3 separate regions of the Homo sapiens genome follow, and regions 1 and 3 are each linked to region 2. The links are chromatin loops, found by intact Hi-C in ENCODE. Cell type or tissue: Calu3. All regions are shown on one strand.

The links. Peaks named below come from ENCODE experiments on the same cell type or tissue, not always from the same donor. Only the 100,000 strongest peaks of a DNase experiment are listed, where the experiment ranks them.
Region 1: it touches region 2 in a loop (2.8-fold over the local background); 3 of 110 quality-filtered maps call a loop at or near these places.
Region 3: a loop joins it to region 2, with 6 times the contacts of the local background. A loop is called at or near these places in 9 of 110 quality-filtered maps.

What each region holds. Positions count from the first base shown.
Region 1 is chr6:126,419,000-126,426,999 of GRCh38, forward strand. It overlaps a transcript of CENPW not described here. Among named protein-coding and RNA genes, the nearest start is that of MIR588, 62 kb to the right of the region's middle. In Calu3, no CTCF peak of the experiment used is centred here; no DNase peak of the experiment used is centred here.
Region 2 is chr6:126,179,282-126,187,281 of GRCh38, forward strand. It overlaps a transcript of TRMT11 not described here. Among named protein-coding and RNA genes, the nearest start is that of CENPW, 160 kb to the right of the region's middle. In Calu3, no CTCF peak of the experiment used is centred here; DNase peaks (open chromatin) are centred at 1,470 and 3,700.
Region 3 is chr6:126,308,355-126,316,354 of GRCh38, forward strand. No RefSeq gene overlaps it. Among named protein-coding and RNA genes, the nearest start is that of CENPW, 28 kb to the right of the region's middle. In Calu3, a CTCF peak has its summit at 4,123 (motif pointing left); a DNase peak (open chromatin) is centred at 4,087.

The DNA of each region.
Region 1 (8,000 bases), 240 kb after region 2:
CAGCACACCAACATGGCACATGTATACATATGTAGCAAACCTGCACGTTGTGCACATGTACCCTAGAACTTAAAAAGTATAATAAAATATATATATATTTTAAAAAGATAATCAAATTAGTAACCAACAGCATGTGCCTTGGCAAAGAATTACAAATATCGAGGTAGATCATGTCCTTCTTATGAGGGTGCTGACTCAGGATGAGAAGGAATATATTTTTAGTGCAGGAGAGTCTAAGTTGCAACTGTCCTCCAACACTGAGATTAGAATGATCAATGTACTTTTATCTCTACCAAACGTTTCTTTTTTCACAGTCAAAAAGCATAAAGGTTTGATGTCTAGGGAGATAATTCTTTGACAGACAAAATGCAAAATTTACACATGATAAACAATTATTCACTCAATTCAACTTACCAAGTGCCTATTATATATTGCTCTAAGAATATAAACAGTGAGTATAAAAAAACAAGGCTCTTGTCCTTATGGCGTTTATATTCTAGTAAGGGGAGACAGATGATAAATAACAAATAAATAAAACAAGAAAAATGTCAGGTAGAGTATTAGTATTCTACTGCTGCTATAATTTACACAAACCAATAACATAACACAAATTTATTACTTTACAGTTCTGGAGACCAGAAGTCCGAAATTGGTTTCACTGGGCTGAAATCAAAGTGTTATAGCTGGGCTGTGCTTCCTCTGCATCTAGGAGAGAATCCATTTCCTTGCCTTTTCTACCTTCTAGACACTTCCTGTATTCTTTGGCTTGTGGTCTCTTTCTTCCAACTTATGCCCTCATCATCATATGTTTTCTCCATGCCACTGAGTCTCCCACTTTTCTCTTATAAGAATCCTAATGATTATATTGAGTCAATCTGGAAAATCCAAGATTATTTCTCCATTTCCAGATCCTTAACCCAGTCACATAAAAAGTCTCTTTTGGCATATAAGGTAACATATTCACAGGTCTGGGAATGAAGATATGAACATCTTTGGAGGACCAGGATTCTGCCTAGCACAGTAGTTATAAATGAAGTGCAGAAAACTAACATTGTTGATGCCATAAAGAACAGCTGACTTGCTATTTTAGGTGGTCATGAAAATTTTCTTTGAACAGGAATATTTAAGCTGAGATCCACAGGATAAAAAGGAGCCAAACCTGGGATGGTCAGGTAGTACAGCACTCCAGGCAGAAGAAAGAGAAACAAATTTGCTTTGTCAGGAAAATAAAGAGGGCCAGAGTGGCTGGATGTGAGATGGCCTAAGAGCTAAGTGGTACAAGTAGGAATGGGAGAGATAGGGTGGAGTCAGATTATGTAGGATTTACTGAACTAGGGTAAGCAAGCAGATAAGTATCTTTGCATCAAGTATCTTCTTTAGACACATTTTAAAAAAAATGGTAGTCGCTGAAAAATAAACTACAAAATTAGGGTTAAAATGTTATGTTAAGTAACCTGATGCAGCATAGCAACTGGAAATTGAAGTTGGTATTAGTATAGATGGAGACAGGTAAGCTTAATTTGTCTTGGCAAAGAAATGGCATGGCTCCCCAAGTTTATTTAGTGGGAGAGTCTATAGGAACTAGACCAAATTATCTGCAGATATTTGCTGGTTGGTCTTTTAGGGAAGAAGAAATTGACTTTAGAAATAAACACCTGGCAATCTATGTCCTCAGTAGGAAGCAGCTTTGAAGAAAATGTCCTCTGTGAGGCTAAATGGGGAGTACGGTAATCTCTACTGAAGGAAAGGACTTCTAATTAAGTGGGTCCTACAAAGGGAAAGATGCTTAAGAGAAAATTGCATTAAAGTAGGGACACATCACCATGGTTGAAGGCCAGGTTCAGTTTCTGAAGTCTCCAGCCTTTCTAAAATGTCAGCTTGCTCTTTTTTTTTATTTTTTATTTTGGAAAATAGGAAAATAATTTAGGAACTTATCATCAGATTCTTTCAGAAGGCTTCTGTGTGGGAATTATATATGATCAAGAATTGAGAAGGTAGTCATTCTTTGTTTAATAAACATTTGATAAGTATCTGCTTGAAAGATCATTAGAAAGATAAGTGGAAGCTACTTTCCAGTACCAAGGGATTTGGAAGACATATTCTCTTAACTTTCTGTTACTCTTGTTTTGTATAAAATTGATCCTCTTAAAATCCATGTCATACTGTCAATCCATCTCATAGTTATTTTGTCCTCTACTATTCCACACTGTAGTATATTGATGATTTACAGATTTCATTAAAACTTTTAGTATATAGCCTGCAGTCTTCCTTTTAAACTCATATTATGCCATTTTTCTACCTGTCATTACTGTCTATGTAGATGACAACGTTTCTTCATGTCTACCTTAAAGATCTTTATTTTCCTCTAATTGAGCCACTGTTACCCCGGCTATATTATGAAATGTGTTGCTACAAGAAACTATTTCATTATTAAATGGCAAACTCTAATGTGCCACTCTGATTACCGCTTTTATTTTTCCTGTCATTTTATTTACTTATTCCCTCCACATCCATTCTCCAACTTTATTAAGACTTTTTTTCTGCAAATTTTCCCGATTAAATAGCACCTTTTCTAACACTTTCTTTTTTTTTTTTTTTACACCACATAAACTAGGTTGGATTTGCATTAGTCTCTGGTCAAATTACTTCCATTTTTTCCCCTAGTCTTTCTGCTATAATTGCCTGGCAAACCTTCAGTCTTGGGTAAATCTGTCTATTAAGTTGGCATCTCTATCAGTCAAAGATTGTAGCCGAATGAATGCAATAGATAACTCAAGTACAATGGCTTAACCAAATAAGATGTTTATTGTTTTAATAACAGTAGCTCCACTACGTTATTAATGTTTTGAGTTCCTTCTAGCTTTCTGCTCCACTATTATTTTCATTTGGCTTTAATCATCATGGTTATCTAATGAGAGCTTCAAGGCCATGAGCAATTTGCCATGTTCTGCCTCACATCCAAAGAGCAGTCAGGAAAAAAATTAAGGAAATAACCAGAAGAAAAGGGACAGTACCTATATTTGAAAAGCAAATCTGTTTCAGAAATGTCTCAGTAGACTTCTTTGCTGAGAACCAGTGTTAGCTTTAAGAAGGACTGTATATGTGTGTATGTATGTGCATGTGTGTACGTGTGTATGCAAATATATATTTTCTCGCAAGGAAAAAGATGAGAATAAATAAATATCGAGGAGGCCACTAACAGTATTTGCCACAGCATCATTACAAATTAATTTTTCTATGTTAACTCCGCAAGTAATCCTATATTAACCTAGTTATATACCTCTTTTTATTAGTCAGCTAGGGTTGCCATAATACAATACAATGTACTGGGTAGCTTAAACTACTGAAATTAATTTTCTCATAGTTCTGGAGACCGGAAATCTAAGACAAAGGTGCTGGCAGGTTTGATTTCTCCTGGGGCCTTTCTCCTTGGCTTGCCCATGACCACCTTTTTCTTCATCCTCACGTGGCGTTTTCATTATTTGTGTGCATCGCTGGTGTTTCTTCCTCTTGTTATAAGGACCCAAACTTACTAAATTAGGACCTCACCCTTATGATGACAGGACTTTAACATGACTTTTGGTGGGACACAATTCAGTCTATCACAGTCTTTCATTACCTGCAAAAGATATTTGAAATCTTCATCGTTTTTTACCATTCAGCTACACTCTACTTCATCCCTCATGCCAAAAAATTTGATCTGCCTTCACTCTAACTCACAGAGGAAGTAGGGACTATTATATAAGACTTCTTCAACCTTCTCCCTTTTCCTCTTCACCTGAAAACGTGCCTTTAACTGCTTTCACACATCCATTGTTTCCTCCCCTTTTAAGTTAGGTACTTAACAACAGGAGTCTTAATAATTTCAGAATTAAAGCACGCCTGTAGAATGAACGGGGCCTTCTGAAGTAATAAAGCTAGAACAACGTCAAGTAACCACAGTGAATTGTTTTCCCAAGGTTCCTGGAGAATCTTTTCAGCAGATAATAGGAACTTTAGCTTGCTTTTCCCTGATAAAGGAAGTGTTTTGTCACCATTTTCAAGATAATGATGACGTATCATATTTTCTTCTTGCATAAATCTTTCTTTTGCATTTTATTAGATGTATGGTTGCCCATCAGTATTTGAATGACATCACAATGACATCTAGTGGCTGTAGAATTTTTTTTTTAATCTCCAAGAAGTACATCTTTAATTACAGAAAGATGTTTCTAAGCTGGAAATAAGAAAGGAGAATGAACCATTATAAGTTAGTTATTTTCTTTCCAATATGTGTTGCTTTTGAACTTGACTCTTTTCCTCTCTCTTCTACATTTGTTCTAAACAGAAACAGAAAAAAGCAGAAAAATTCGACACTTGCTTGAAATTGACATATTGATGTACAGTATGACACTTCAGGGACTCTCTTTTGAGTCTGCAGAAATGAGACATTTGATACAAAAATGCTGCCAAATATTCAACAGCATTTTTTAGGCAAGAAGCTAAAGTCTACATCCATATGATTTAGACAATTTTAATAAGAAAACCAGGTCAAAGTTACCTTTTGTGTCTTTGTTTTACATAGACAATGAACAACAGGAAAATGTTGGCAATGGTGAAAGATGTTATGTGTGGTGGATGGTGGTGGTGGTGTGTAACATGAGACTTTTTGGGGGTGGGGCGGGGAATATAGCATTTTCCAATTAAGGAATCATGGGAAGCATTCATAGAACACTGCTATTGGTAAAAGGCAAAATGTATTTGGGGTATTTTAATCACCCTGAAGAAATATGTATTTTAAGTTGTTACTTTTTTTTTTCAATCTTTACATTTTAATTTTTCTCTTAAATTTTTTTTTCTTTTTTTTAAATTATTATTATACTTTAAGTTTTAGGGTACATGTGCACAATGTGCAGGTTAGTTACATATGTATACATGTGCCATGCTGGTGTGCTGCACCCACTAACTCATCATCTAGCATTAGGAAAAGTTGTTACTTTTAAATAACTAATACATTTAGATTTTATAGAAGAAAATTACATTGAGACATTTTTTAACTTTAGAAAAAAATTTGTATTAAAAATTTCTTTGGATCTTTTTGCTTTTTACACTGTGGTGAATAATATAGGACTTAGATTCTTAACCTACTAACATCTATTGTCTCAAAAACACTGACTAAATAAGATGTTCTTCAAACTTTGATGTCCTTTTAGAACAAATAATACTTCATTTTATTCGGGTCCTATTCTGAAGACCACACACAGAGAAACTGAATTCCATTTATTTTATACTTTTAGAGAGGCAAGAGGCTGAGTTAGTCATGACATATTTGAATATATGGTTTTACACCACTGAGACCTCTTATTCAGCTAGTATGATATACTAAATTACTGCTCATTTTTTCCCACTGGAATGTAGGGATTTAGAGTTCATAGTGAAAGTAATTGGGTATTTTCTCACAATTCAGAAACATATTTGAAGAATGGACTAGGACATGCAGTATATGCACCTATGTGAACTTGAAATAATTTGTGGAGAAGGGATTTAAGACCACACAGTTAGCCTCAATGCTTAGTTCTCCCCTTTGTGGCAGTTCTTCAGCTTGAGCTGGAGGATAGACCATTATCATCTGAGGAAAAGATCAATCCAGATCTGTACCACTGTTCGGGGTGCTGTGCTCATGTATTGCATTTTTGGAGGCAGCTGTTTTTCTGTTCTTTTGTTGGATGGCCATGGGTTGGATCATTTGACTGGATGGTGGCTGTGCAACAGACTCTGAAAGTTATGCATTTGAGCTCTGCATTGAAAACAAAGACTAAGAGAAGAATCATTATCAGAGTCTGCAGCCCTCATCTAAGCCAGGATCCAAGAACCCTAATTACCCCTCAAAACCAGATCCCATTCCCAATCCCTAAGCACCTCTAGCACCTGATATAGGAGTATGGGCTAGTTATCTAATTTCATATTTTCTTTGTTTGTTTCCTGAATCTGCTTAGTAATATCAAAGATCCAAAAAAGGTTTGTAGGAAAAAAGACAATACATATCTAACGTGGCTCTATTTTGAACTACTGCTCATTCAATTTCATGAACATCTTGGGAAAGCAGTTTTATGGCTTATAGATATTTTATAGTTCTCCTAGTCAATAGCAAGTAGGATTCTTCTCACTCCTGGAGTCTTTCACAGAGGATAAAAAAGAAATGTTTGGAGAAGAAGAGAGCTGTTTGGAATTCTCTTGCAGGGGTTAAAATTTGTACCCTCCAAATCTATAAAAATACAAAAAAATTACTTGGCAGGAAAAAAATTTGGACTTCAATTGAGGTCAAAGTCTTTCCTTTCCTTCTGTAGTGAAATCACCCACATCTTTATTTGTCTCTTCTTTCTTCTCTCGCTCTTTTACTCTCTCTCAAGAACAGCCAATAGCCAAATTGACCTTTATCTTGAAGGTAGACACCAATTTACTGACATAAAAATCCTGTCTGATTTAAGGGCAGTAGCCAATAGGAGTTTGAGCTGAGTAGTAGATTACTAATCATTAAGGACCGTAAACTCTTTTGGCCAAAGACTCTTATGAAATTGTCAAATAGTATTGTAATGGTATTTTTTTTTCCATTCAATAAGAGTAGTACTGCACCACACAATCCCTTTTTTATTAGAGAGATTATCAAATAGATCTATAGCAAAAGAGCTTGGTGTTGAGGATAAGTAGTGCTTCTCTTTGTAAGGTATATAAAAGTGAGATAGCCACCAAATATGCATCATCTGTACACTAGTTCTTTCCTAGTCTTATTTCTATAAAAGTTTGGTTATCAAAGCTAGCTGTGAAAAAAAAAAACCCTCAAGTTTTGTTTTGGTGGAGACAAAGTTCATCTCTAAGGTACAGCATGAAAAAGGGCCTTAGGATACTTTTTTTTTAGCCAGTTATGATAATTTTCCCCCAAAATTTCATTTACTGTAAATACCCAGGAAATTACCTTATGTATTACAAAAAAATGAGACTAAAGGAGTGCCACCCAGTTTCCTATAATACCAGATCCTTATAATACACTACTAAATGTGCATCCTTAGTCACTCCCTGACAAAAATCCAGTGCCTGGCTGGTTTTCTAAGGATTTGAATAAAACATATAGACACAACATGAAGTGGCTGAGGATGTAAAAATCAATATTAAAGAGAGAGACAATGGTAACATGTTTATTTCAGATATCATAGTTAGATGTTAGCTCTGTTAACAGAACCTTAAACTAGCAAAGAGGAAAGGAAAAACAACCAAGTAGGAAAATGGAGAAGGAAAAAGACAAAGTGTGATAATTTGTAGTTGTGGCTGCTTGTGGGTCTTGAGTGAAAGCTCTTTTTTCCTGTGGTTGTCTACTTGATTTCAGGCCTTTAAAAGCTACTAGTGCCTCCTGAAAGTTGTTTATTTATGAAAGATTCCTAAGAATCTTCACTCTTATATCTCCCAGTTGGAGACCACTCCATGTATCAGAGGGTAAAATATGGTATCTTTTTTTAGCTGGAAGATATGAATCAATAATCAAGATATACATGACATATGATAGATATTTAGATCAATGGAGCATACTACATAGTCAGAAATAGCTCACACATATATAGTCAATTGATTTTGTACAATGATGCCAAGATAATTCAGTGGGGAAATCAATAAATCATTCAGGACCAATTAGATATTCATAAGGATAAAATGAACCTCTACTGTTACCTCAAACAATATACAAAAATTTAATAGAAATGGGTAATAGACTTATAAACTAAGGCTACAAAATGAGCTATTCAAAGGAACCTGTGGCTTTTGACCTCCTCCTTGTCACACTTTTACAGTTTTGCTAGGATTATGCTAGTAACAGATGAGGCATGTACCAGTGACATCCGCAGTAAGTTTATAAAGCTTTCATGTAAAAAATTGGAAAACTTTTCTTTAAGTCTTCTGGCATCATGATGCAGCTGTTCTGAAAAACAGTAGATAATCCTTATATAATTTGTCACCTGATTTGTTTCAGTATA
Region 2 (8,000 bases):
GCTCCTCTGCTGTGGTCCCTGCTTCCATTCTCTTTATCTATGTGGGTTCAGATCTTTAAAAATTTCTGTATTGTTATTTAAGTAGAGTTGGAAAGAGCATAGTTATATATACATGCTCTGATTGAACTTGTTTGAACCCATCAGAGTACTCTTACTGTACCAAATCAGCAGCATGTGACAGTGTTGATCCTGTCCTCTTTTTAGAAACATTCCTCACTTGGCTTCCAGGATATCACACTGAACAAAGTTTTTTTTCTACTTTTCTGACTGTTCATTCCCATTGTTTAATCTTTCATTTCCCCAAAGATTAACTTGTCATGAAAAAATCAAAATATGGCATTTCTACCAAATAATATTAACTAAAGTGCAAGAGCAGATAGGATGACAAAACTGAAAGACTACATGTCAGGTTTCACATATAGCGAAGAATAACTATAAGACAGCTCACAAATGAGAGTGAAGTATATACTTTTCAAAGATATTCACTTAGCACTCAAGCAAGTAAAATGATTTTAAACTTTTTCTGTTTTCTGAAATATTGTTATAAGGTTCAAACACCTAAAAAATATGAACACATTTTAACTTACCTCTAATAATTAGGGAAGAAAATTTAAAAACACACAAACTAAATTCATGCTTATTGAATTTTTTTCAATTATAGATTATATCCAACTCTGTCAAACCAGTTTCTATATAAGAAAGGAGAAAAACCTATTTGTAAACTATAATAAATCAATATGCCTGAATCAAATTTCCTTTGTTAGAATAGAATATGCTACGTGATAAAGGACTGAAAAAATAGTTTGGAATGAAAGAAATTGGAAAAAAGATATAACTTTATAGACAAAACTTCAATCATTGTATTTTTTGATCATTGACTCGTGAGGTTATATTTTCAGAAATATTTTATTTGGTCATCTTAGATGATCTACAAAGATTACCTATTGTGAATATGTATTATAATTTTTTAAAAATATACCTGAGTATATTTTATGCCATTCAAATCAGAATTTGTACCAGAGAGCTAAATATTCTGTATAAGTGATAAATACCTTGTCCAAGCCATAGTAATTATTGCCATTAGCCAAGTGAACCTAGTATCACCTTCATTCATTACACAGTCTATCATGTTCTCAGAAAGGACGCAAGGACAATTTAGCAAGGATGTGTAGTTTATCATGTTTATAGCCAGGAGGCCAGGAAAATTTATGCAGGGAAAATTTGGCAAAGAAAATTTAGTGTTAGAGTTATAAACACAGTAATTCCTAACATGTTAGTCCTTAAATGGATTACTGTAAAGAAGGTAGTAAGTTTAGGTCAGAGCTATAACATATAGAAACAAGAATGATTCATATACTTTTAAGACAGTATTCAAATCAATGAGTTACTATCTATTTTTCTTCAACAACTGCTTACGCATGTGGCAATATGAGCCTAAGACAGGTGCTGATGCCTTAGTCACTTGGCCACACAGTTTTGTGGTTTACGAGTCATGGGAATTGCTTGTCTTACTCTGACTGCTAAAGTTCTGTCCTATTGTCTTTTCATGTAATAGCAACATGACTCTGATGACAAAGCCCAACTAATTACACAACTTAATTTAATAGTTTAAAGCGCAAAGGGCATTCCCTGAGCAGTAAAATCTTTTGTTTGGAAATTTTAAAACAAATTATATTTTACTTTATGTTTTATATTTACGTAATAAGTATTTACAAGAACACAATTTTCTCAAGATTTAAACTGCTCATTGTTCCATAAATAGGACACACATTTAGAAAGAGGATTTTTTTTTAAAGGAATATTTTAGTGATTACTTCTGGCTAAAAACATGAAACTCTTTTAGTGCTTGATGTTACTGGAAACTTGCTCTAGATTATTTTTTGAATCTTTGCTGTGAGGTTAAGAATAGAAATGTTTTCACTCCCAATTATTGCTTTGAATTAAGATTTTGTGTCTGGGTGAAATTTTCCTCTGGCTTAATGCATGACCAGGCTGGTAGAAATGTTTCACCTAAATCCTCTTATTTTTGTTAAAACATTCATAATCCCAAACCCTAATAGTTGGAAGTGCATGTGATAATTGTTAGTCCCACTCCTGTCCTCATTTTATAAATTCCCCTGACAACAGCCTTGCTTAAGATTATCACCTAACTTCTGTTTGATTTCTTCCAGTGATAGAGAAGTTTCTGTTCAATTTAGGCCTCTTGGGTCATGTTACCAACTGTTTTTACCCTAATACAGATTCCTACATATCAAAGGGTTTTGTGGGTTGGACCAAGGAGCAAGAAGGCTTTACCTTAAAAGGTCAGGAATGTAAATTGCCCAAGGTGAACTCTGATTTAAAAGAAAAGGGCACCATTGTTCCAGTGGGATTGTGATTATGATAGTTAATAGAAAACATTGTCAGCCATGTTGGCTCTGGGGATGAAGAAGAAGAGGGTGTTTTCCAAGACTGGGATTGATGTTAGTATCCTGTGAGTGTAAAGTGTTCTAATATCTGGCCTGTTTTCAGGAGAGCTGAGGCAACTGAGGCAGCTTACTGAGCCAAAGTTCTTACTAGCCTTATTTCCTTTCCTTTATTAATTCTATTATTTTAATGGCTTTTTGTTAACACTTAGAGGTAAGGAATACAGTTTGCCAAATACATAGCAAGTCATCCTGTCAAAAACAGATATTTCAAGATAAAACTCCTTGGTCTGAAAAGACAGATTCAAAAGAAATTGTAGACAGTTTCTACTATCAATGATTTTACAGACTGATGGAGATAAGACAGGAGATAACAACCTCGTAGATAAAGCATATAAAACATGAAAGCTTTTATAACTTTATAGAATGTAAATATTACGTATTAACATAAACTCTAGAGTGCACAGGTGCATCAAAGCAGAATGGGATTGAGAACCTTTCTACAAAAAGGATGTAAAGAATATGACTTTTCAGGGTTGAGGGAAAGATTTTGGGGAAGGAAGAGGTGCTCTTTAGGAGGTACCGATGGGGGATCCTGTGATAATCAGCATATCCTCGCAAAGCAGAAGGGTTGAAGGGAGTTTGTCTGTGAATAGAGCCTTGCTGACTTGGGTAGCATTTCTTCTTTTTTTCCCACTTCTTGGTGGTCGTTTCTTCAAGAGGATTTGGACTTACCACTCAGGAAGACCTGGTATAGACTGCTTTACTGTGCATCTGGGCTAATGGGGTTTGATTGTTGAAGGCCTTAGTGGTCTCTTTTTGAGGACCCCTTTTTGTCATCTTCCCTTATGGGGTCTGTGCTTGAGATCAGTATGGTAGCCTGACCCCTGACTCCCCCAACCCCACCATGCAGTGTGACCCTTTTCCAGGTGTTTAAGCCTCTTCTCTGGGACACCTTGTACAATACTATACTACATTTCCTCCTGACTTGAGCTTGCAGCCTTCATTCCTGTGCAGGTAGGCAGACAGCTTTAAAGATTTGCTCTTAGAGGGATTATTTTTGGAACTTAGGACTCTGGGGATTTCCTGAGCTGAGAATGACTTTGCCCAGGAAATAATGAATTGAATCATTGTCTGTCTTTTGACCCTCAGATCACCTTTTTTATTTTGCAATCTCTGCCCAGTCACTAGGTATCAGCCTGGCTGCACCCACTGATAATACCTTTGTATGTTTTGTAATTGAAAGGCCAATTTCAGGCCCATTTCAACTGGGGCTGTTGGAACTTCACCTGCCCCCTACAGGGAGGTGAGGTTTGTGAAACTGGGAAACTGGAATAACAAGTGAATTAACACACCCATCCCTCCAACACCACCCACCCACTGCAGGCTTCGTAGACTGATTGATGACATTTCCTAATATAGCAGGGGTAAGATGACTTATTTTGAAAATAGAATTAAAACTTTCCCTTTTTAGGAGCAAGCATCACTTTGGCAACACCATCAACCCCAAGCACATTAGTTCTTGTGGTCAAAACATTAACAGGGTGCTTTGTTAACAAAATGTTCAGGTCATGATAAGGCCAACAAAGGAACTGTAAGACTTTTTATGAGCCGAGTCTTTCCAAATAGCACTCCAAGTTAAAAGTACTGAGAGCAAAAGTTTCTTCTGTAATAAGGCCCAGATGATCTGGGGTGAGAGTTTTCAGGAGTGGGCAGAGGTGTTGGGGTGTTGCATTGACCAAAATAAGCCACCTCATGGAAAGCGGGAAACAATTGGTAGGTCCCCAAAGTGTGCAGCTATCTGAACAGTTGGAGTAAAGGATTTCAGATAGCCTCACTAATTAGCCTACTTGGGCAGTTTAGAAGAGTGGAGGGCCTTTTAAAGAGGTCCCAGGGAGTGCTAAATGCTGGGGGAGTTTATTGCTGTGCGTGTAAGCAATGGTACTGGACAGGGAATTGAAATGAGATCCTGTGATCTGCAGAGCACCTGCTCTGGGAACTCATCTTTATGGAACCTTCCCTGACTCTAAACTCTGATTATTTTCCTACTCTATCAGCTCACCGTTTTTAATAAGAATTATAGATTAACTGTTAGCACTTATAGAGTGCTTCATCTTTTTAAGGCACTGGGGACGATACGTGGGGAAGGAGGGTGGGAGGGAGGGGAAGCTGATGCGAGCAACCTGAGAGAGAGTTACCTCAGCCCTTAGTGCGAGTCGCAGCTCTAGCTGTATGTTGTTAGACTAATCATGAAGCCTTTATGGGATTCTGTCTTGCCATCTGGAAAATGAGATAATTGGATGAGATGTCATTTTGGTCTTGAAAATGACTAATAATAATAGATTATATTTATTAATGCCCTAATATATCTTATTTGGCTTTATAATAATCCTTGAGGTAGGCATAGCACAAAACATGATCTCTGCTTTAAAGAGGAGTAATATGAGACTCAGAACTGTGAAGTGATTACCTTATGAAGCACAGGTAATGCACAGTGCAAACTATGTTAAGAATCCAGGATTTTTGATTTCTAGTTTTTTCTATACCTCTCAAAAATTGTACTTTGATACACTAGAGGTCTTCTTTGAAATAAGTACTTGAAGGCAAGGAGGGTATATTATATGTGTTCTCTAATTCTCCACTGCTTAATAAATATTGGTCACTGACTGGCTAAATAGAAGCTTTGGGACATTAGGTGACAATGTTCTTACTTTGAAGTCCAGAGCATAATCATGGTAACAGTTACAGGTTTTGAACTGCTATACTATGCCAGAAACATTACATATAATACTTCAATTATTGTTATTATTTATTTGAAAGGTGAAGAACCTGAAGCTCAGAATGGCAAATCACACAACCAATATGGTGAAGCTGGGATGCAGACTGAGGCTGCCTGTTTCCCTTGATGGCAATAACTTGCTTGTCTGACCCTTTCTCTCCCCCTGTATCTTTCTCTTGGTGCTTTCTCTTGGTTCCTTCAGACCTTCTTGGGCTCCCTCAACTGAAGGAAAGTAGCTGAGAAAGATTGTAGACCCAGCCAGTGTTGTAGGAGGATTCTGTGGGTTCCAAGAGTAGGGTGAACCTGAACCTGGCTCTCTGTTGTTGTCACTATGGAGGAAAAGTATTTCTTTAAGATGAGAGGCTGCATAGTAACTAGGGTTAAATGCAATCAGAGGCAGCCTGACAAAGAATTTCCTTGTCCAAAAACACGAAACAGGGACAGCAGCTTGTGTGGGATCAAGCAGAAAGGAGTGACAGACCTGGTTTTGTGTTTGCACATTATTAAACAACTTTAAGTATATGTAATATTAACACTGTGGGTCTTTGAGATCATGTCTTTCTTCCTGGTCCACTCAAGTTTGAGGAACATTGTTCTAATTCAAAGAGTAATTCTAATTGTAGATCTTGAAGGTCAAGAGAAAGGAGAAAACATGGTAGGTGAGTAGGGGAGGTATTTGCAGGCAATCCCCTGGAAATAAGTCACATTTTTTCCTTGATTCATATATTTATTTGGTAATGAAGATTTATTTCTAAGTGAAGGATAGAGTCAGTAGGACTAGTATAGATAAGCTGTTTTGGTCAGCAAAGTTTATCTTTACTCCTACAGTCTTCTCCAGGAAGCCATCACAAATCTTTTTGGCACTCTTCATGCTCTTTTTTCAGGGGACTCTTCAGCTTCTAGAATGGTGAGCAATGACCTGGTTAGGAGCCAGGCTTCTTTTGCATGTCCTGGCCCCAGACTATTCTTAACATCCACCTAAAATACATATTGCATATCTTTTGAGCCTGTGTATTCTAAGGAGAGGTCACTTGTTTTATCTTACTGATATGCTTTTCTAATTTTTAAATATTCTCTCATTCATCAATACTTAATTTTTCTATCTAATGTTCTTCTATTCTCTTTCTTACTGCTTTCCAGGGTAAAAGCTTGCTGATAAAATAAATGAGACCATAATTTAAGATAATGGCTTTAGGGTTTAGTTAGCCCTTTTTATTAGTCTGTTCCTTTGCTGCTATGAAGAAATACCTGAGACTGGGTAATTTATAAAGAAGAGAGGTTTAATTGACTCACAGTTCTGCATGGCTGGGGAGGCTTCAGGAAACTTACAATCATGGTGGAAGGCACCTCTTCACAAGGCTGCAGGAGAGAGAATGAGTGTAAGCAGGGTAAATGCCAGATGCTTATAAAACCATCAGATCTCATGAGAACTCACTTACTAACATGAGAACAGCATGGGGAAACTGCCCCTATGATCCAATCATTTCCTGCCAGGTCCCTTCCATGACATGTGGGGATTATGGCAACTCTAATTCAAGATGAGATTCGGGTGGGGACACAACCAAACCATATCACCCTCCATAATGATATGTGCATTTTAAAATATCCTTCTGAAGAAAATGCTTTATTTCCAAAGCTTTACTTTAATTGTGAGATTTGGAGCTCTATAATTTTCTTGTCAGAGCACAAAGGTCTTTCATAGCTTACCAAATAACATAATATAGGCAGCTTACTGGTTTACAGCACAGAGGGCAGAGCATCACTACTTATTTTGGTGAGACTGATAAAGTCAGATGTATCTTGGGCACAAAGTAACTATAATTTTGTTTGATTTTATCTAAATTCAAGATAAAGCAGTATTCTTTTTTTTTATTTAATTATGGAAACACCTTGCTTTGGGATCTATAAAAATATCTAAATTCAACTTCGAAACAACCAAATAGTTTAATTAAATTCCTAGAATTGTAGAGTGATACAAGAAGTGGGATGTTGAACTAAAAAGCTACATCAAATTCTGATTTTGGAAAAGAAAGCAATGTAATATTTTGGTTGCATCTTTCAGGTGACTATAAAATGTTGACTTAAACATTGACAAATTACAATTAAATATTACCTAGGAAAATTGCTGTTTTAATTATATTGACTTAGACATCTCACTCAAGTTGATTGTGAAACTACCTTTTTATTATCTAGGAATCTTTCATATATGTTGTAGGAGTTTTGTTAAATATCCGCATAGATCTTTGTAATGTTTAGTCACTTTTTTCCCTTGATGTTTTATTTTCTGACACAGCTTCAAATTCTGCATTTGAATCTTGAATACTTCTCTCGTGACCTTTAGTTTTCTGATCACGAGAGCTCATGAAGTGCTGGGTAAAATTAATGAAAAATGACCTTAAATCTTGAATTTCAAGTATTAATAAAGAAATATTCTTCCAACTTTTATAAAAAGTCAATGCCTATTAATGATAAAAATTTCTCTGTAAACTAGTATTTAAATAGAACTTGCTTAACCCAATAAAGTCATCTATAAAAAAGCTTACAGTTAATATTTTATTTAATGGCAAAATGAAATACTTTGCCTAAGATCAAAATAGGGAAGGATGCCCATTGTCATCACTTCTCTTCCACATTATATCAAAGTCCTAGCCAGTACAATAAGGAGAAAGAAATAAACTCATGTAAATTTGAAAAGAAGAAATAAAACATTTTATTTGTAGATGATATGATCATGTATGAAGAAAACTCTATGGAACCCACAAAAAAACTCTTGGAAATAATAAGTGAATTTAGTCAAATTGCAAGATCCAAGATTG
Region 3 (8,000 bases), 130 kb after region 2:
TCCAGAGAATATTTTTTATCATCAGTAAATATACTTTTCACCCTTTCCTCTTGATTCACATAAATTTAATAAAAAGGGTTTAAAAAATGTGTGCTGGCCTGCATTTTATTATGTAATAACATTTGCATGGTACCGCTTTTCTGTTTCTCACTTCATCAGTACTGTTTTTCATTTGGGTGGACCTCCTCAGCTGTGATGGTGTTGGAAAAAAGCATCTGTAGTTGTGCAATCATCAACTGAAAGCTGCTCTGTTTCCACGTAACTATATGTCTTTTTGAGACCAAATGGGAGATGCTTAATGTTAATAAATAAGCAGTTTCTGCATAAATAAAGACCAGGCCCTGAAATATATAGACTTGATTATTTTTTTTCTGTCCCAAGTCAAATGGATTCATAAAACAAGCGATAAAGCTGTGAATTATACACTTAGTTACAAATGCATTCAGAATAAATGTGGTTTCTATTTGTAAATACAAATACTATAGTGCTATGGGACTCAACCTTAATCCATTACAGTAGAGAAAAATACAAATATATGACCCTTGTGCATAAAACACATTGGTACCAAAGTACTATAGCAATGGATAACACATTTGTTTTTGTTTTTAACGCCAAAAATGTGGTTCAAAGTCCTGGAAGACGTGGTCAACTCACCTCTTTTTTGGCCTTCTGCTTAACCCTGCAACCTTTAATATTCAATGTGACCAAATAGGTACATCACATGGTGATTTTCATACAAGCTGCATATATTTGCATGCTTTTAAGAATGCGGCCTCAAGGCCGGGCATGGTGGCTCACGCCTGTAATCCCAGCACTTTGGGAGACTGAGGGAGGCAGATCACCTGAGGTCAGGAGTTCGAGATCAGCCTGGCCAACATGGCAAAACCCTGTCTCTACTAAAAATACAAAAATTAGCCAGGTGTGGTGGTGAGCACCTGTAGTCCCAGCTACTTGGGAGACTGAGGCAGGAGAATTGCTTGAACTCGGGCGACGGAGGTTGCAGTGGGCCAGGATGGTGCCACTGCACTGCAGCCTGGGCGACGGAGCAAGGCACCCTCTCAAAAAACAACAACAACAGAAAAAAACACAAAAAATGGCCTTTAAAAAAGTAGTGGTGCTATCTTTTTTTAAAAAGAAAATGTTTTATACTTCTATGAATGCAGAAACTGAGGACTTTTACAAAGAAGAGACTATGTTAGCTATTATTTTCTATTGCCATGAGATTAAATTTTTCTACTGTTTGAATAATTTGTACAAATACTCTTTTACTGCAATTTTTTTCTCATTTCTGTAAAAGAGACCATAAAGTCATGATTGACCACAGTAACCAATGGTTATCCTAGATCAGATTTTGATGTTCCAAATTCACTAGTTCAACTTTACTTGACAATCAAAATGATGGAGAATTCAAGCTAAGAGGAAGCAAAACACTGTTTAAATACATATAGCTCTGGCAATTGTCTGGGATAACTATATGGATTATGAAAATCATATGAAAGGTAATAGATACATGTTTGACAATAGAGTAGTTCAAAGTTACTTCTGTTCTGAATGGTCTACTTTACAAAAAGAAAATATAAATATAAATTAAAATATAAATCATTATATTTGATTTATGACCTTTCCCTCTATTTAACAAGAAAAGCCAGTTTACAATGATACAATTTTGGCAAGCTATTTTCTTACTTTTAAAAATAAACTCATTTAAAATGTGTGTCTAATAATCTTTTTAATTTTAGAGGTATATTTGGAAAATTTAGTGTTTCAAGACTATTTATAAATAACATTAAAATATAATTTTTAAAATTAATGCATTATGAAACAGGGGGTCCCTATTAAGAAGACTTATGTGTTTTATGAAGTTCAGATAGATTTCAAGTGGTCCAGCTGGCAACCGTCTTCCACCCAGCCTGTATTTAATACTTATTATATTTAATTATCTCCCTTTCAATCTGAATCCAGCACCTATGTTCTTTAACTATATAAATATAGTAGTTATATAGACCCCTAAAAAGTAGGATGGTGACTAAAGTCACTTATGCACCAATATAAATTTTTAATTCTGAAAATTAGATTATATTATATCCCCACCCAGAAGACTTTAAATGCACTTCTTACAGCTACAGGAGAAAAATCCAAACATGTTGTACTTCATAGTATAGCTATTGATTGCCTATTCTTTTACCATTTAACATTCACCTTAGGATTTAGTCATACTAAATTACCTGGTTACTGACTTCATTTGCTTTCTCACATCTTCATGCTTTTGTATCTTATATTCCCTTTGCATAGAATGCCTTATACTCACTTTGCTACCTGGGAAACTCCAGCTGATTCTTCAATTCTGAAATCAAATATTATTTCTTCTGTGAAGTTTTCTTCTTCAATTTCCCAATTCCATTTCTGTGGAATTTACATACCTATGTAAATTTAGGTCCTCTTTAATTAGATTACATCTTACATAGACAAGTGCATAAGCGCATGCATGCCTACACACACTCACACACACTTCCATTAGAACTATAATGACATTTTAATGTGTGTTCTGAATTTGCCTGGTTATCGCTTCTATTTGATCATAAGACTCTTTTAAGATGAGGAAAATTTCCTCTTATTATATACTTGTTAAATTAAAAAAACACATTAATATGTGATAGCAAGTTAGTAAATGAATTTCTTAACGTAGTTAAAATTTATTTGAAACCGCAGATCAATGATAAGTTACTCATTCAATGGACTTTCTTTATTCTACATGAACCTGTTTATACGCTCATACTCTAAATTGCACTCAGTAACAAAATGAAGAATATAATTCAGGTCAGCTTGCTATTTAAATATGAAACTATGTTACCTATGTGACAAATGTTTCTAAATTCTTTTTTTCTTCACGTTTTCATTTAAGTTCAGGGGTACATGTGCGGGATGTGCAGGTTTGTTATATAGGTAAATGTGTGCCATGGCGGTTTGCTGCACAGATCATAAATAGATTTCACCTTTATGCTTTCTATAAAAAGTATCTGAAACTGAAAGTAAATAATAATGGAGATGATAAGATGATATGAGCACAAGGTGTCTTATGTATTTTGGAGACTCTTTGAATGGGGTATTCAAACTGTTGGAAGGCAGGCGTCCAAATACTCTCTTGCTACTTAAAGTCATTTTTCAATGAGGTGATAAATAGATAAAAGCAAACATGTATATTTTGGAATGTTTGGATCTAGGCAAGGCACGTATGATGTGTTAATTTTCCTGCCACTTTAAGTATTCTTTAAAAATTAGTGCTTTCTATATATTCTCTTTTGCTTTTGTTGAGAAAAGAAATTTACATTTTCATCTTCCTACTATGTGTATTCTGTACTTGAAAGCAATGTCCTCATTCACCATTAATTAGTCTATTTTGAACTCGCTACATTTGTCTTTAGTCCCACCAAAGCATCTAAAAGAACCAGGAGTTAAAACACTTAGTTGTCACAAAATCAGGGAATTGAAAAGATATGCTTATCTTTTTTATTACTACTGTCAATTTATTCCCTTGAATTTTAAATAGTAGAATGTCTTCTTTTATTCTTTGTTCATGTCTTTAGAAGGATTACAGCTACTTTTAATATCAATGCTATAGTTGCTATTAAAGTTAGGCTTACTTTTGTTTATTTGGGTTTAAAACATTTTATGATCTTAGGTACGATATACCTTTTGAGAATTAAAAAATCAAGAGCCCATTCATGTTTGATTGAAAATTATAGAAACAGCTTTTAAATTAACTCAAGTGAAAAATAAGATTCATAGGGGAGATGCTGGAGTTGACCACATAAAGGAAGATATGAGGCACTAGGACAGCCTTAGGGGTTTCAGACTCTCAACCTCTAATAGTGCTTCTTTCTGGGTGTCAGGGACATAGCTGCTGGAAGTTCTAGGGTCTCATGCTTTCAGCTTCATAATCAGGGAGAAAAGATAGTATTTTATCATCTCTAGCAGAAAAATCATAGGGAAGAATATGAATTGACTCACCTGGAAGCATAGACCTATTCCTGAACCAATTCCTGTGCCCAGGACTAAAGCATTCTTTGAGTGGTACAGCCTGGGTCACATGATTCCACCTACTGTCAAGATGTGGAACTGTTTTTCAAAGGAGGGTGACTAGGCCAGACCAACAATGGCAATAGCCACTACAAAGAGAAACTAATTATTTTATTTTATTAGTACTCCATTCTGTAACATTATAGAGAATATAGAGAGCTGATTTATATGAGGTGCTAAATATTTGTAATGCTACTATTGTTTTAAAGATGGAAATATTTTCTCTGTACATAATTTAAATGTGCTCTGGCTAAGGATCATTATGGAAAAAAAAACTACTATTAAGGCCAGATACCAAAGTGAAAATTTAATTGAAATATTAGAATGTAATGGGTTGTGAAATTCTAAAGTGAGATGCAAGACCAAAATGAAAATTTTCAAAGGAAATGTCTGTGAATGGGCTTCTTGACTAAAAATCCCTTTGACTAAAAACCCTTGACTAAAAAACCGTCTCATTGGGAATATAAACAGCAAAGAGAGTAGAGGGTGAGGAAAGATTTGTAAAGAGGATTTTTTGAACAAACCCATGATTGCCTCTTCATCTTAAGTCAAGGCAGAGGATTTCTAACCAATTCCTCTGAGAGGCTGAGCAATGGCCCACAGTTAGGGAGTCCCAGAGAAGTACAGAAAACAGTGGAGTGGCTAGCTGCATGGAGGTAGAATGAAGCTTTGCTACTGGGGTTGTCCCATTGCCCCAGATATTGTGGAGGTCAAGGATGCCTGAGTGTTTCCTGTACATCACATATGGCCAAGAGAGGGATTTGACATAGATGCTTTATAAGATACTGTGAATGCAGGTCCACAGATGGCAAGGGAGTCTCAGGTGAAGTTAGAGGTGAAGCACCAGATCCCTTACAGCAGGAGAAGTGAGCAACCACTGAAATGCCATGCCTTCACCCTAGTCAATGTTACTGCACGTCAGAGAGCACCTGGAATGGGACATTCCAAAAAATATACAAAAATTTCCTAGAAGAGAAAGTGCTAACTTTCAACATTTGCCAGCCCTTAAAACACACAAGGCAACTTAAGATAGTAGTGGTCAAGTATTTAATAAAAACTTCCTGCCCCCAGTCATCCCTCTTCCCTCCTCTGACACTGGAGGAAAGGTTCAAAACCACAGTTAGCAAGATGGTGGTGCAGGAGTGAAGGTTTAAAGGAAAGTGCAAGAGAGAAAAAAATATAAAAACGTACCTCCCCTCCTTTATTGGCCTCTTACTTACAACAGGCCTATGTAAACCAAAAATAAAATTCTAAGCCCCCCAACTGACTGATGGACTCCTCTATCACGCAAGGCCATTCAAAAGTTAACCTGAAAAGCTAGTTTAGGCCATGATGGGAAGCAGGGGTTAGACATGCCTCATTATACCCTCCTCCCTTAGGAATTCAGGTGCAACTCACCAACATTAACAATAAAACAGAGATTTTTAGACTGATAAAACAGACATTTTGTAGCAACAAGACACCAAATCCCAACCTAACTCTAGTATAGCATCACATAACAGACAGCAGGCCCTGAAAGAAATGGAGGTATTTTATCCCAAAGTATATTTCTTTGACATATTTTGAAATGTCCCTAAAAAGTTGTTCTTACAGGGAAACTGTACGTTCTGTAGAGAATCCCCTTCTCTTTCCAGGTCTTTTCCCTTATCCAGGAGATAATTAACTAAGAGTCTGGCATCTTTTTAGGTCTGGTAAGAGCTCTGAAGCATTCCTTTCTGTTGATTCCAGGTCTTTAGATAATAACTCAACCAACTGTCAATCAGAAAATATTTGAATCCACCTATGACCTGGAAGCTCCCCACCACTCCCACTTCAAGTTGTCCCACCTCTCTGGGTAGAAGCAATGCACATTTTACATGTATTTATTGATGTCTTATGTCTCCCTAAAATGTTTAAACCAAGTTATAGCCTGACCACCTTGGACACATGTTCTTAAGGTCTCCTGGGGCTGTGTCACAGGTAGTGGTCCCTCATATTTGGCTCAGAATAAATCTCTTCAAATATTTTACAGAGTTTGACTCTTTTCATTGACACCTACAGGCTCCACCTGGGGAACCAAGAATAGATCTAATTTTGAATGGAGTTGGATGCTTTGATAATTACCTGAGACTTAACATTTGAAGCTTTGAAACCCACAGTGATTCTAGTACTTTTTCTTGTTGAAAACTGAGAGCAGTCATGGGGCTACCTGTGCTTTATTCCAAGGTCAAAGAGAAGAGCTCAGACTGCTGAATAAATTGAAAGGAAAAGTGGGTGAAAAAAAGTACTTTCTGATTACAACCTTTGAGTTCTGTGATTTAGCTGTTTGTTCTTTAGTGGATACAGTTCCTTAACTAGATTATGAGGTTCTTAGGGTATTCCTAACTAACGAATTCTTGCAAAATGGTGGACATTTTCCCCTATTATCAGTTTGACACATGGAAATTTTGTGTACTAGACTATTTGTGTCTATGTATATCAGTGTATGTATATTTTATATTTTTTTATTATTTAAATCCTCTGGTGTTCCATATAACATCAATTATAGGAATGGCTTTATTGAACTTAAAAATTATTTGAGTCAGACTCATATTATAAAAGCAATAGAGAAAAATCAACCCCTAATTGGAACTTGCAAAATGTATTTTTACAGATTAAAATGAAAAACAAAATGTCATTTGAATGCTTTAATTGGTTTCAGTGTTACAACTGCAAGCCAGATGGTTCCTTTTCAAGTAGTTTACAATGTCTTTGCTGAATAACTGAATTACTAAAGCAGCTGTGATTATTAACATTTACCTAAACAGAAAAACATGTCTGCTATTCGTTTGTTAAGAAAGTACCTGCTTTGCAGTAGTTTGGGAAACAAATCATGATTCCAGTTCCTCTAGATAGCATAGTATTTTCATAAAATGAGAGAAAACATCAATAAGAGATGCACATATTAATTTGTATCTTAAAATGAATGCTGATTTTAAATTTTTGCTTATTGACCCAGCGTTAGCATCTCTTGTGGATTCTTTCGATTTTATGTTTCTACAATTGTATGATTTATTTATATTTTTGATTTGAAAAAGAAACACTTTTAGATGTAATACTCTGTTAATAATTATCTTTAGTTCCTGGTTAAAACATTATATTCTGGAAGTAAGTAGTCCTTACAGAAATTTGTTTCTGTTATAAGCTGAGGTATTCTAACTCTATACTCTTAGCAAGGGTAAATTTGATACTGAATGTAATCTGGAGTACTGTATACAAATTCAATTCTTGAGAGAGCCAAATAAGGAAAGAAATATTTAGGGGGGAGTAATGGTGAGGTGTGCTGTTTCAGTTCAATTTTCAAAAAGATAAATTGTTAGGAAAAATTCTGATTAGGTAATGGCATTTTAAACATTCTATCACATCATTTTCTAATCAGAATTATCCTTACTAATATACTGTTTTGGTAAAAGGATTGAAACAACTGATTTTTGTCTTGGAAGTCTATGATTGTCTTGGCATTTTTGTTGATTTAGGTTTAGCTCCACAGATCTCCTCTGGGCTGTCCCATGTGTCTCTCTGTAGTCAGCTGGGTGATGGAGGGGGCTGGTTGGTGTAGGATGGTCAACATAGTGACAACTCAGCTCTCCTCCATGTGCTCTTCACATTTTAGCATGGTAGCCTGGGCGTGTTCTGGTTATGGCAAAGGAGCAAGAGCAGCAAGACAACGAGTTCCTCTGCCCAAGAACTTTTGAAACCTTTGGTTGTGCCATGTTTGATAACATTCTGTTTGACTAATGCAAGTCATATAGTCAAGCCCAGAGTCAAAGCATGGGAAAATGCCCTGCCCTTGAGAGGGGACAAAGAATTGGGGTCATTAATTGACTCTATAGGACACACATTCTTACAGGTTTACACTATTCTATAATAGTAATCCTGGGTATGACGTACTATAACGTAATTAT